4 separate regions of the Homo sapiens genome follow, and all the other regions are linked to region 4. The links are chromatin contacts, found by Hi-C or POLR2A ChIA-PET in ENCODE. All regions are on one chromosome and are shown on one strand. Each heading gives the region's core, a stretch centred on a gene start or an enhancer-like site at or near the end of the contact. The rest is flanking DNA. Distances are from core to core; before and after follow the strand shown. Region 1 overlaps NDC80 (NDC80 kinetochore complex component). Region 2 has its middle 19 kb from the start of SMCHD1. Region 3 overlaps SMCHD1 (structural maintenance of chromosomes flexible hinge domain containing 1). Region 4 holds the start of MYL12A (myosin light chain 12A).

What was found. Hi-C counts contacts between places; a loop is a spot of excess contacts on that map. ChIA-PET counts read pairs that join two places held with the same protein, here RNA polymerase II (POLR2A). Pooled maps may share reads with other maps.
Region 1: a pooled map shows a loop between it and region 4 (5-fold over the local background). The contact joins the enhancer-like site here to the promoter of MYL12A in region 4. A Hi-C loop is called at or near these places in 6 of 50 pooled maps. POLR2A ChIA-PET finds 5 or more read pairs at or near these places in 4 of 52 experiments (MCF 10A, activated CD8-positive, alpha-beta T cell, activated T-cell and 1 more).
Region 2: a loop to region 4 is called in a map of B cell, with 6 times the contacts of the local background. The contact joins the enhancer-like site here to the promoter of MYL12A in region 4. A Hi-C loop is called at or near these places in 3 of 168 maps with a recorded cell type or tissue (B cell, CD14-positive monocyte and naive thymus-derived CD4-positive, alpha-beta T cell), 11 of 37 single-sample maps with no recorded cell type and 16 of 50 pooled maps. POLR2A ChIA-PET finds 5 or more read pairs at or near these places in 13 of 52 experiments (CD4-positive, alpha-beta T cell, CD4-positive, alpha-beta memory T cell, CD8-positive, alpha-beta T cell and 9 more).
Region 3: a map with no recorded cell type shows a loop between it and region 4 (7-fold over the local background). The contact joins the enhancer-like site here to the promoter of MYL12A in region 4. A Hi-C loop is called at or near these places in 1 of 37 single-sample maps with no recorded cell type and 6 of 50 pooled maps. POLR2A ChIA-PET finds 5 or more read pairs at or near these places in 2 of 52 experiments (activated CD4-positive, alpha-beta T cell and activated naive CD4-positive, alpha-beta T cell).

Annotation. Positions count from the first base shown.
Region 1 is chr18:2,604,551-2,607,280 of GRCh38, forward strand. It overlaps NDC80 (NDC80 kinetochore complex component), which reads left to right. Exons shown (of 17, transcript NM_006101.3): 14 at 1,865-1,957. Among named protein-coding and RNA genes, the nearest start is that of NDC80, 34 kb to the left of the region's middle. Within about 2 kb of position 1,286, at least 4 of the 41 ENCODE cell types and tissues checked have a DNase peak (open chromatin) inside an H3K27ac peak, as active enhancers do.
Region 2 is chr18:2,635,516-2,638,215 of GRCh38, forward strand. No RefSeq gene overlaps it. Among named protein-coding and RNA genes, the nearest start is that of SMCHD1, 19 kb to the right of the region's middle. RefSeq lists enhancers at 1,001-1,180, 1,771-1,820. Within about 2 kb of position 1,301, at least 15 of the 41 ENCODE cell types and tissues checked have a DNase peak (open chromatin) inside an H3K27ac peak, as active enhancers do; they include B cell, CD14-positive monocyte, CD4-positive, alpha-beta T cell and 2 more, where a contact is called at or near this core.
Region 3 is chr18:2,686,577-2,689,359 of GRCh38, forward strand. It overlaps SMCHD1 (structural maintenance of chromosomes flexible hinge domain containing 1), which reads left to right. Exons shown (of 48, transcript NM_015295.3): 6 at 1,818-1,932; 7 at 2,052-2,171. Among named protein-coding and RNA genes, the nearest start is that of SMCHD1, 32 kb to the left of the region's middle. Within about 2 kb of position 1,280, at least 3 of the 41 ENCODE cell types and tissues checked have a DNase peak (open chromatin) inside an H3K27ac peak, as active enhancers do.
Region 4 is chr18:3,246,551-3,249,386 of GRCh38, forward strand. It overlaps MYL12A (myosin light chain 12A), which reads left to right and starts at 1,251. Exons shown (of 4, transcript NM_006471.4): 1 at 1,251-1,359. It also overlaps a transcript of MYOM1 not described here. RefSeq lists enhancers at 958-1,187, 2,320-2,389 and a silencer at 1,478-1,557.

The DNA.
Region 1 (2,730 bases), core at 36-2,535, 640 kb before region 4:
ATGCACCTGTAGTCCCAGCTACTCTGGAGGCTGAGGTGGGAGATTGCTTGAGCCCTGGAGGTGGAGGCTGCAGTGAGCTGAGATTGTGCCACTGCACTCCAGCCTAGGTGACAAAGTGAGACCCTTTCTCCAAAAAGAAAAAACAAAGAGCACAGCATATTAGTAAATTACCATGAGTGTAAGTGAGATAAGGGAGAAGCCTGGAGAGACAAGAACCTAATTATGAAGGGGCTTGCCTTACTGGTTGAATTTTTTTGTATTCTTTAGGCAGTAGAGATCAATGAAGATTTATAAGTAAGGAAATAACAATAATTATTGTTATTTTAGTAATTTCACACTGTTGGCCTTTTGAAGAATAGATGAGAGGTGCATGAGACGAGACCATGCAATTAAGAGACCTATCAATATCCTATACAGTGAATAGTAAATGGTAGGGACCCAAAGCAAGGCTATTACAGTGAAGACGGAGAAAGGAGATTTAAAGATGGAAACAACAGTTTGGTTGTCCATTTGTATGTGAAGGTCAAGAAAGAAATCAAGAATGCCCAGGTGTCTTATCTTTGGCAGATGGGTATGTGGTGATGTTCTTTACCTTGATAAAGAATATAAAAGAGAAGTATATAGAAGAGAGAATTGTAGGTTGGGATATGCTGAGTTTCAGGTCTCTGGGGCATCAAAGTGGAGAATGTCCAGTAGGCAATTGGAGTCGGGCGGGCTATATGTATGTGTGTGTGTGTGTGTGTGTGTGTGTGTGTGTGTGTGTGTGTGTGTGTGTGTGTATGTACACAATGGAAATGTGTACTTTGGGACTCAGAAAAAAATGTTTAAGTAATTAATGCAGCTTTAGTAATGCTGACATGGAAAGTAGAAGCTGCTCAGAGATGAGTAAACATGCTTTTGACCAACCATGAGAATCAGTGGAAGTTCTGGTTACTTGAGTATCTGTTGTTGTTATTACAAGTGAATTTAAAACAACTCGTTTAACTTGTTAGTTACTGCAGATATAACATACCTTTAGAAAAAGTTCTTGGTGTTAGATCTGGTTTTGAGTTCTGGGCGTATGCTAGTTGTATATGTCACTACCCTGTGTTTTGTAGCAAATAATAATAGCTTCACTAAATTTGAACCCCTAAATTTTTTTTTAATTTCATATGTGTGTAGAATTATCCTTTAAAAAAAAGTCAGCTATTTATACATTTTACTCTTTTGTGTTTCCTGCAGGAAACAGTTTCCTCTTGGTATAGCTGAAGAACATTCTCTATTAATTGCTGACATCAACTGGTATCAGCACTTGCCAACAGGAAATGAACTTGAAAAACACTTTTTTCTTTCAGTTTTGGTTTCAACTGATCTTAAAGTTCAAGCTTTAACAAGATTAAATGTGGTTACCTTATTACTTTTTGAAGGAATGCATGACTATAATAGCAAACATCCAATAAAATTAATACAAACAATTCTTTTTTAACATTTTAGAAAATGAACATACAAATGAAAAGCTAAATAGCTGTAGTAGATATAGTCTAAATAAAGCTAGATTTCAAATCCAGAGGCAAAAATTATTTATATATGAATAAATTGATATAACAATATTAATAATATATAATATATATGAGAGCTTAAAAAGCACTCCCACAACAACTAGTGGAAAAACAGATATTAACATCGTTAACTTTGAGGTTTCTTTGAAATTAATTTCTCTTTGGAGAATAATAAAGTTTTTGGACAAATGATAAGTGAGAGTCCAAAAGGACTAGAAGAAATAACATTGTTCAGTTAGTTGATTGATAATATAAAAACTCTATAACTTGTTAAAATATCTTTGATGTATAGTTATGATTTCTCAACCAAAGTTTTATTTCCCCAGTTGAATGCAATGATAACAGAAAGCAAGAGAAGTGTGAGAACTCTGAAAGAAGAAGTTCAAAAGCTGGATGATCTTTACCAACAAAAAATTAAGGTAAGAACTTTGCCACAGTTTGCGTAGGTTATCAAAAGCTATGTCATGATTGCTTGATGAGTCACATATTCTGACATCAAAATCAAAATCTTTAAGCTATATATATCCTATAATTTGTATCTTGGGTTAGTTTTCTCTGCCAAAGTTTATCGTAAGGAGTCATTTTATTTTGTTCTTTAAAGGACATTTTTCTGGATTAGGGCTGTTTTACCATAGAAAAGGAACATTTACTTTTCCTTTATCTGGTATTTTATACTTGCATATGACTCAGTATCCTTGCAAAACTAAACAGAATCTCTCCTACCTTTTTGTAGAGATTTATTGTTATGTACTGCTAAAGCCTGAACCCCAATAAGGTCTTTTGAATATGTAGTTGCCCACCAAGAGTCATTGTAAACTGACTATCCTGGTCAAATTCCAAAGACTGTTTACGTGCAATCTAGAAGGTGGGTAAAATAAAAAGACTGATTCTTCAACATTCTACTGTCTGACCAGCATTTTACTTAAAGTATTCAGATGACTCTATTCATTACCACTTACACAATTCATGTGAAAATTTTAACTATGCCAATATTTTTTACTTATGTCAACAAAGTATTAGGAATTGAAAACTTTTCTCTTTGCCTGTGTTATATTTAGGACCTATTTGTTTTCTTAAACGGTGTGAAATGTTTAGAAAATATACCACATAATATGATCTAAATGTGAAATATAAGACATTGGTAATCATTTTTCTTTTTTCACACATCCTCCATGACAATGCTTGAGTTTAC
Region 2 (2,700 bases), core at 51-2,550, 610 kb before region 4:
GAACAGCATTATCCTGATGTCTTTCCTTAAGGCAACCTCTATCCTGGGGCAAAGAGAAGGAACTTGGGGAGTTCCATCAAGTAGGTATAGTAAGCAAGGGTGTGGTGTGGTGGGGCAGGGGATGCTATACTATAGTTTAGCATTAATTATGTTTGGTTAGAAACATTGTTCTGTTGGCCTTTCTGTGTCCTGTTGAAAACATTGTTTATCACAGCCTAACTGCTGGCAGAGTTTCTCAAGCCCTGATTAGAATGCGGCTTCTAGGGGAAGGGAGGGTTAGGAGACTTCAATTCTATGGGACAATCACTCTGAGAATTGAAAATGCCACCCAGAGATAATAAAAGCCAGTTAAAGCTCACCAACCAAAGAAAAGACCACAGGTCTTACCTACAGAAAATAGTTGCATGACTGTACTTGCTGTAGTGAGGAGGAACTGGTCATGGGATATCTCAGAAACATGGAGCAAGGAGGGGCTTTTTTTTTTTTTTTCCCGAGACGGAGTCCCTCTGTTGCCCAGTCTGGAGTGCAGTGGCGTGATCTCAGTTCACTGCAACCTCCGCCTCCCAGGTTCAAACAATTCTCCTGCCTCAGCCTCCCGAGTAGCTGGGATTACAGGTGCATGCCACCACGCCCAGCTAATTTTTGTATTTTTCGTAGTGACAGGATTTCACCATGTGGTCAGGCTGGTCTCAAACTCCTGACCTCAAGTGATCTGCCCGCCTTGGCCTCCCAAAGTGCTGAGATAACAGGCGTGAGCCACCGTGCCCAGCCAGGGAGGGGCTTTTTATAGGGTTTGGCCTTTGTTCGGTGATTCTAAGAAGGAATGGTTAGTCTTTTTTTTTCCAACTACGGTACAGCATTAATTATGTTTGGTTAGAAACATTGTTCTGTTGGCCTTTCTGTGTCCTGTCGAAAACATTGTTTATCACAGTCTGACTGCTGGCAGAGTTTCTCAAGCTCTGATTAGAATTAAGGGTCCTGTTTGGGGAAAGTAACTGCATAGAAGGCCATAGAAAAGGCTCAGTAGGACTGTAGTTCCAGAGGAGCACTCTGTGAAAATTTCAACCACAGCAGAGGAAAATGGGGACTTCGACTTGTATGGAGATAGGAGGCTGCTCGGCCGCTGTGAAAAATCTAAGGGGAGCCCTGCATCAGATATCCAGAAGCTGTTTCCTGCATTTCCAAGGATGCTGTGCCCTGTAAGAAGATTTAGAGATGTGTGAGAGACGTAGGGACGTGAGGAGAGAACAGCAAAATTATATAAAGTGTAAGATATTGTGTACTTCCCCTTCCTGTTGTGGTTGGCTTTGAGCTAGAACACCTTGAGGATTTGGCTTTGAGTTACAAGCAGTTAGTTTCTCTTAGGCTAGCAAAGCTGGAGACAATACACAAGTGTATACTTCCTTTTCTTCTGAAAAAGCAACAAGGTTGGATAGATTTAGTTTTGCACATGTGAGGCAAAAACATTCTCTAAAATGAAAAGGGTTGACATAACAGGGAATCTAAAATGTTCAGTGTTTGTGTGTGTGTGTGTGTGTGTGTGTGTGTGTGTGTGTTTACTTCTTTATTCTTTTTTGAGAAGCTTTCTTTTTTTTTTTTTTTTTTTTTTAGGTTTACATCACCGGAACAGGAGGAGGGACACACCCAACAGCTGTAGAAGCAGGAAATATCTAATACAAAACTAAAGTACAAAAACATGAAAACAGAGTCTTTGCGCATATTTTGTTCCTGCTGACTGCCTTGAAAAAGTCTACATTTCCTATACATATGATTGGGAATGGGGAGGGCTTGGTTCTCCTTGTGCAACATATTCAGCATGATTTAGGCAGTTTTATCTCTGCAAATTTATTGTTTCCTTTGGAGAAGTATTCATTTTCTAAATCACATCTCAGAAGTATCAAGAGTTATGTACCACAGGACAGCAGGGGGCAATTATAGAAGTCAGATTCACGTCAAGCCAGAGTACATTCTGTGAGGAGGAACTGACCCAGGCTTGGCAAGTGTCAGCTTGAATTAACCTTTTTTTTTTTTTTTTTTTTTGCCAGGAGTCTCCCTCTGTCGCCCAGGCTGGAGTGCAATGGCACAATCTCAGCTCACTGCAACCTCCACTTCCCCAGTTCAAGTGATTCTCCTGCCTCAGCCTCCCGAGTAGCTGGCATTACGGGTGCGTGCCACCACGCCCACCTAATTTTTGTATTTTTAGTTGAGACAGGGTTTCGCCATGTTGGCCAGACTGGTCTCAAACTCCTGACCTCAAGTGATCTGCCCGCCTCAGCCTCCCGAAGTGCTGAGATTACAGGCGTGAGCCATCGTGCCCGGACTTAAATTAACTATTAATAGGGATATTTAGAACTGAAAAATACACATTTTGAGGAATGTGACAAAAAGTGTCCTTATTTTTCATAATTGATATGGTTATGGATGGCTAATGACCTGTGTGCTATAGGATCTGTGTATCTTGTGTGGGGATGCTGCATTCTAACTCTAGAACCGGCCAATTGCCTTGTAAGGGGAGGATGAGTAATATAGTTTTAGAGAAGAGATTATTTCTCTCTAAAGAAAGTGAAACTTAGATAAGAAACAGAAATTTAGCCCGGGCGTGGTGGCTCACACCTGTAATCCCAGCACTTTGGGAGGCCGAGGCAGGTGGATCACGAGGTCAGGAGATAAAGACCATCCTGGCTAACACGGTGAAACCCC
Region 3 (2,783 bases), core at 30-2,529, 560 kb before region 4:
GTATGCTTTGTAGCATTGTGGTGTGTGTTTCTGTTGAAAGTAGTTGTGTGTTTGTGTATTGTGTGAGGTGTTTTGTATAAATGCAAACTTGTGTGGGGAGGCATTTTCTGTGTGTTATTTTGTGTCGACAGTTTGTGTATGTTGTGTGGGGATGTGATTGTAGATGTTGGGAGGGTATTGTGAGGGGATACTTTTTTGGGTGCTTTTGTTGTTTTGTATCTCTGGTATTACAGTGTCCTACCTGGTCAATGTTGTCTTTATTTTGATTATTTATATATGAGGATAGGACTTTTTATACCAATTAAAATGTTTTTGTTTATCCCATTCTTTCTGTTTCTGTTTCTTCTGTTTTCTCTTAAATTTATTGTCTTCTGCTGTTTTGTTTTCTTGCTCCATCTTTTTCTTTTTAATATTTTAGACTTTATATCTTCTCTGATCTTCTTTGAAGTTTTAACATGCATATTTAACTTTAGATTTCAGGATTTAAAATATTTTCCTTCCCCCAACTTAAGGACTTCATTAGCTTTGGTCACTCCCTTCCTGAAATGACACTTTTGTTATTGAAGGTATTTAAAGTGTGACTTTTTAGAAATTCAACAATATGCACACACCAGTTTTTCACCACACCAGTAAATGTCTCATATGTAGTCCTTAAAAAAATTACTTTTGTATGTGTTGTATTATGGTGACCTCTTGTATGTTAGATTGTGCTTGTAGGAACATTTCTTTAGAACAAGTCTTCTGGTGGTAAATTACTTTGGTTTTTATCTATAAATTGTTTATTTTTCTCTAGTTGACAATTTTAGGTTAACAGATTTTTTTCAGGCACTATAGAGATAATATTCCTCTCTGTCTTTTACTGTTGCTGTCAAAGCCTGCTCATCTGTTTTGTCCTGTCTTATCTCTTAGTCTATTTTCTAGTTCTTCTGTTTGGTTTTTGGTGTTTACAGTGATGTTGATTTCTTTTTATGTATCTTGTTTGGGCTCTTTTGGTTTTCCTGGATCTGTGAAGCCATGTCTTTTATTGGTTCAAGAATATTTACAGCTATTTTCCATTCTCTGTCCCTTCTCTTTCTAGAGCTGCATTTAATCTTGTGCCAGATATTTTCCTTTGGTCATTTATGTCTTTTAACGCCACTTTGATATTTTCAGTTTTCTTTTCTTTCTTTGTTTCCTGTGGTTACGTTCTTTGCATCTTTCTGTTCTCTAATTCTCTCCAGCTATGTCACACCTGCTCTTTAATCTTTCCATTGAGTTTAATAGTGGTTCCAGCCTCACCTTCATTCTGTTTATTTCTGATAATGGGGGATGATGTCCCCGGAGACTTTGCCTACATTTTGAAAGACCAGTGATGCCTCTTCTTCAGAATATTGTTATGGTGCACTGTTCCCTCAGAGCTCTTCATTTATCATGATATATGGAAGTGAGACTCTCCTTTGCTCTAATTACCATTATTCTTCAGACAATATTTTAGCAAGTTTTGAAGTAGCAAACAGTTTTGAAGGAAAGTTTTAGAGGCATGAGGATAATAAAAATACTTATTTAGTCCTGTTTGCTGAGAGATTTTCTGATTTAGTAGGATTGAGCCCAAGAGTTTGCATTTCTTAAAAGTTTTCAGCTAAAGCTGATGCATCTGGCCTGGGGACTACACTTTGAGATGCACTGGAGTAGATGTCTTGACACTGATTATTTCACCTTTCAGTTAGGGGTGTTTGCAGGCGTGATCATTTTATTAACACTGAATACAAGTGCAATGAAAGTTTCTTTTGACACTTAACTAGCTTGTTTAAAATCACTGCATTAATGTTTTATTTTAGTGATCATTCAGGATATGTTCGTCCAGTACCAGTGCCACGCAGTTTAAATAGTGATATTTCCTATTTTGGTGTTGGGGGCAAGCAAGCTGTCTTCTTTGTTGGACAATCAGCCAGAGTAAGTAAAAAGATTTCTTATAAATGAAAGTTGATCAAAATATTTTGAAGTTGACTCTGTCTAAATGCATTAACCAGTTTATTAGGAATTTAAAAAGTACTCTTTTTAATATTTAACAGATGATAAGCAAACCTGCAGATTCCCAAGATGTTCACGAGCTTGTGCTTTCTAAAGAAGATTTTGAGAAGAAGGAGAAAAATAAAGAGGCAATATATAGTGGATATATTAGAAACAGAAAGGTACAATACATTTTAACTCATAATTATAAATTTACTCCTTTGGATAGACGGTGGGACAGAACTTAACTTGAAAGTATGAAATTTTCAAAATGAGTTACCCTTTCCTTTAGTCATAATAACAAAAATGGGCTTTCTCAAGCCAAAAATCTTCAGACAAGTTGTCTCATAAAGCTTACTAAGCTTTCTGTAAATTGCTTGTAGGATTGTAAGCTTTTTTCCCTGGTCTGAATTTGGGTTTTAAAATCTTTGTTGTATAATAAAATTATAGAGTAGAAAAACAGTAACAGGGTAATGGACTTTCAGGAAATTGGACCTCTAGAGAAATAAATGAGAGATTGCTCTTACAAGTTTGCATTGAAATTCTTGTGTTCATAAGACAAAATGTTAACAAATTTGAATCTTGGTGGCAAGTAAATGGTATATTTATTGTATATTCCTTCAACTCTTCTTTGTTTGAAACATGATTTTTTTTCTTTTTTTTTTTTTTTGAGATGGAGTCTCACTCTGTCTCCTGGGCTGGAGTGCAGTGGCGCAACCTCAGCTCGCTGCAACCTCCACCTCCCAGGTTCAAGATATTCTCCTGCCTCAGCCTCTCGAGTAGCTGGGATTACA
Region 4 (2,836 bases), core at 1-2,500:
GTTAACTTTGGAATACGTTAGTGGTTAATACACGGAACGTTCCCGAGATCCCTCAAGAAAGAAGCTACGAATACTTAGAAGATACTATTCCGCGGCGTTTACAGCAACACTGTCCGTTCCAGAAGGATTCAAGTGGCGGCCTGCTTTGAAGGCGAAGACCACAGGGCAACCCAAACTTCAGAAGGGTTCTGGCCACGGGAGCCACACTGGTCACTGTCCCCTAGTGCTGGGATGACGGCTCGAGTGTTAGAGGATCCCACTCTCTCCTCTGGTAGGTGAGGTCAGAGAGCTGAGGGGGCCAGAACAAGTCTTCCTTATCGGATTCTGGGCGGAAAAAGATAAAGTCGGGGAGGACTTTCTCTTTTTAATAAGATTCATCGTTACGAATTGTTCTAGGCAAGCAGACCTCAGGAGAAATAGGCCCAAGTTTTGATTCCTGTTTTCACCAAGTCGCAAGTCCTAATCGTAGCAAGAGGTGCGGGGAAGAGTCGCCTTCCTTCCTGCATAGTGGGATCCAAGTCAGGCTGTCCTTGTTAGCCAGGGTCAAAGGGGCTCTGCCAGGGAAAAACGACGGCAAATGTTTTTCAAGAGGAAGTCTCCAGCCACTTGTGACCTGGGAAATCCGTCTGGGCCAAAAAGATAGTGGAGGCTTGGCTGAGGGCCCCAGGGACACACGTTTCCTCCCGTATGGAGGGGGCGGGACTCTTAATAAAATTACACTGCACACAGAGCTAGCATCAAGATCCGCTCCCGGGATACGCGCACTGCTCCGGGGCCCTCAGGCGGAGACCCAGACCCCGCGCGGGGCGTCAAGCGCAGGCGCACTACCGCCCACAAGCTGGAGCCCGGCTTCGGGGCGGGGCGAGGGTCAGTCACGTGGGCCCGCAGCCCTCTCCTCGATTTCCCTACAAGGACTTGGGCCGACGGGCCCCGCCCTTCGCCGTGCCCTGGAATGTGCGGCCAGGCAAAGCCACAGGACGGACGCAACCATCTGCGGAAAGGATAGGGGGGAGGAAGACTTAACACTGCAACAACAGGTACAAAAAAGAAGGAAACTCAGTAACAGGACCCAGAGGACCATTATATATTGCTCTATATTCTAGGTCGCCCACTTTACACTTCCTTCTCATGCACTTGGTCAATACCACGCCCGCTGACCACACTGGCGACTTCCCTCTCTGTCGCCCCTCCGTGAAGTCAGACCCACTCTGCGGGCCAAGAAAGGTGACCGGGCTTCCTTCCGGCTTGCTAAGCAGAGGCCGGAAGCGGTGGTTTTTAGCGGCTCTCTGGGTAGCAGGGTGGTGTGATAGCGGCAGCGAGGGGCTCGGAGAGGTGCTCGGATTCTCGTAGCTGTGCCGGGTGAGTGGCGCTCGCGTTCGGGCGCGTGAGACCCATCCCGGGGACCCGTCTCCGCGGGGGCAGCTGGAGGGCGGCGGGGCTCCTGGCGCCGGTAGCGCACCTGGGCAGGTGTGCCAGCCAGGTCCCCGGTTCTGGGATCCGAGGCCATGGCTTGGAGTGGCCCAGACCCGAACTTCGCTCCTGTGCCCAAACTTGGAACTCTGGAAATGTGGCTTCGCTCACTGGCGCCTTGAGCTTGGGCGACTGCCGGGCCCGCGAAACCCGACCCCTGCAGAGCTGACTCCGGGACTATTTTAGTTTCTAACGTCAACTTGCCCGATTCAAGAGGGTTTGCGCAAAAACGTAGCCCGTTGTCCCCCTGCTGCAGCTGTTGTTGCAGCTGTGTGGCTGCGTTTAGTAGGAATAACCAACTCAAATTGGGAAGTTCTTCAGCTCAGTATCCGCTCCTGTAATTAGAACTTTTTTTCTTTAAGCGATGAAATTTTGGACAGAGAGATCTGGAGTTTAGTTTGTGACTCGAAGAAAAACTCCAAAATGTAATACCTTGTCCCATTTGGGGGGAAAGTTTGGGCTAATTCAATTCGCCATGGAAGTGTCTTCTTTTTAAAGTAGTTTAGTAGGTATATGAATGTATCTGTCAGTTCTTGAGAGACCTATGGATTTAGCAGAGATTTTAACTTAAGTGCAAAAAGTTTCATATTTAAAGGCGAATAAAGCGAATATTTCTTAAAATTATTGGTATTTGTTTCATGTTCTGGAAGGGCTCTAATAAACGGTAATCAGAAAAGCACTCTATTTTCAAAAGCGAGGCTTTACTGGCAAGTCAGCCCTCACAGCTAATTGTCTTTGTCCAGTGGTGAGAACTTTTGGGTGTGGCAGTCCAAGAGAACGAATCCTACCTTCAACCGGAAGTTTGCATAAGAAATGAAACTTGGTTTACTTGGAACGGAAGCACCAACTTGAAATACACTTTTTAAAAATTGTGGTTAGCACCAGAAAATAAGTTATACTTAGGCTTTTTTTTTTTAAGTGCATTGATTAAATGAGGCGGTATATTTGGTCAGGGTTTAGAAAGCCCACCAAATACTAGGTGCTATCACAGTACGCAGTGTTTTGTAAGATGGTGGTTTTTTCTTGCAGAATGTGTGATATTTCTCAGAATATTATCAATTTGAGTGTTCGTTTTGTAGAAGAAGTTTCTAGGTTATTTTACATTTATTGCCACTTTGTAAATAAATGCTGGACTCTAGGATTCTAACCACAGAACTCTAATGTATATATTGGTATGGATTAATCCCATTTTATAAATGAACATAGTTTCTAGAGATTCTGAAAACTTCTTGTGTCCTTTGGTGTGTGGGGAAAGCCACTTTGAGAATCTCTTCTATTTCTCCCACCTATTAATCTAGTCTAACATTTTCCTTAATCATGTTGTGTATCTCTCGTTACAGCCCACAATGATTCTGAGCTAAAACAC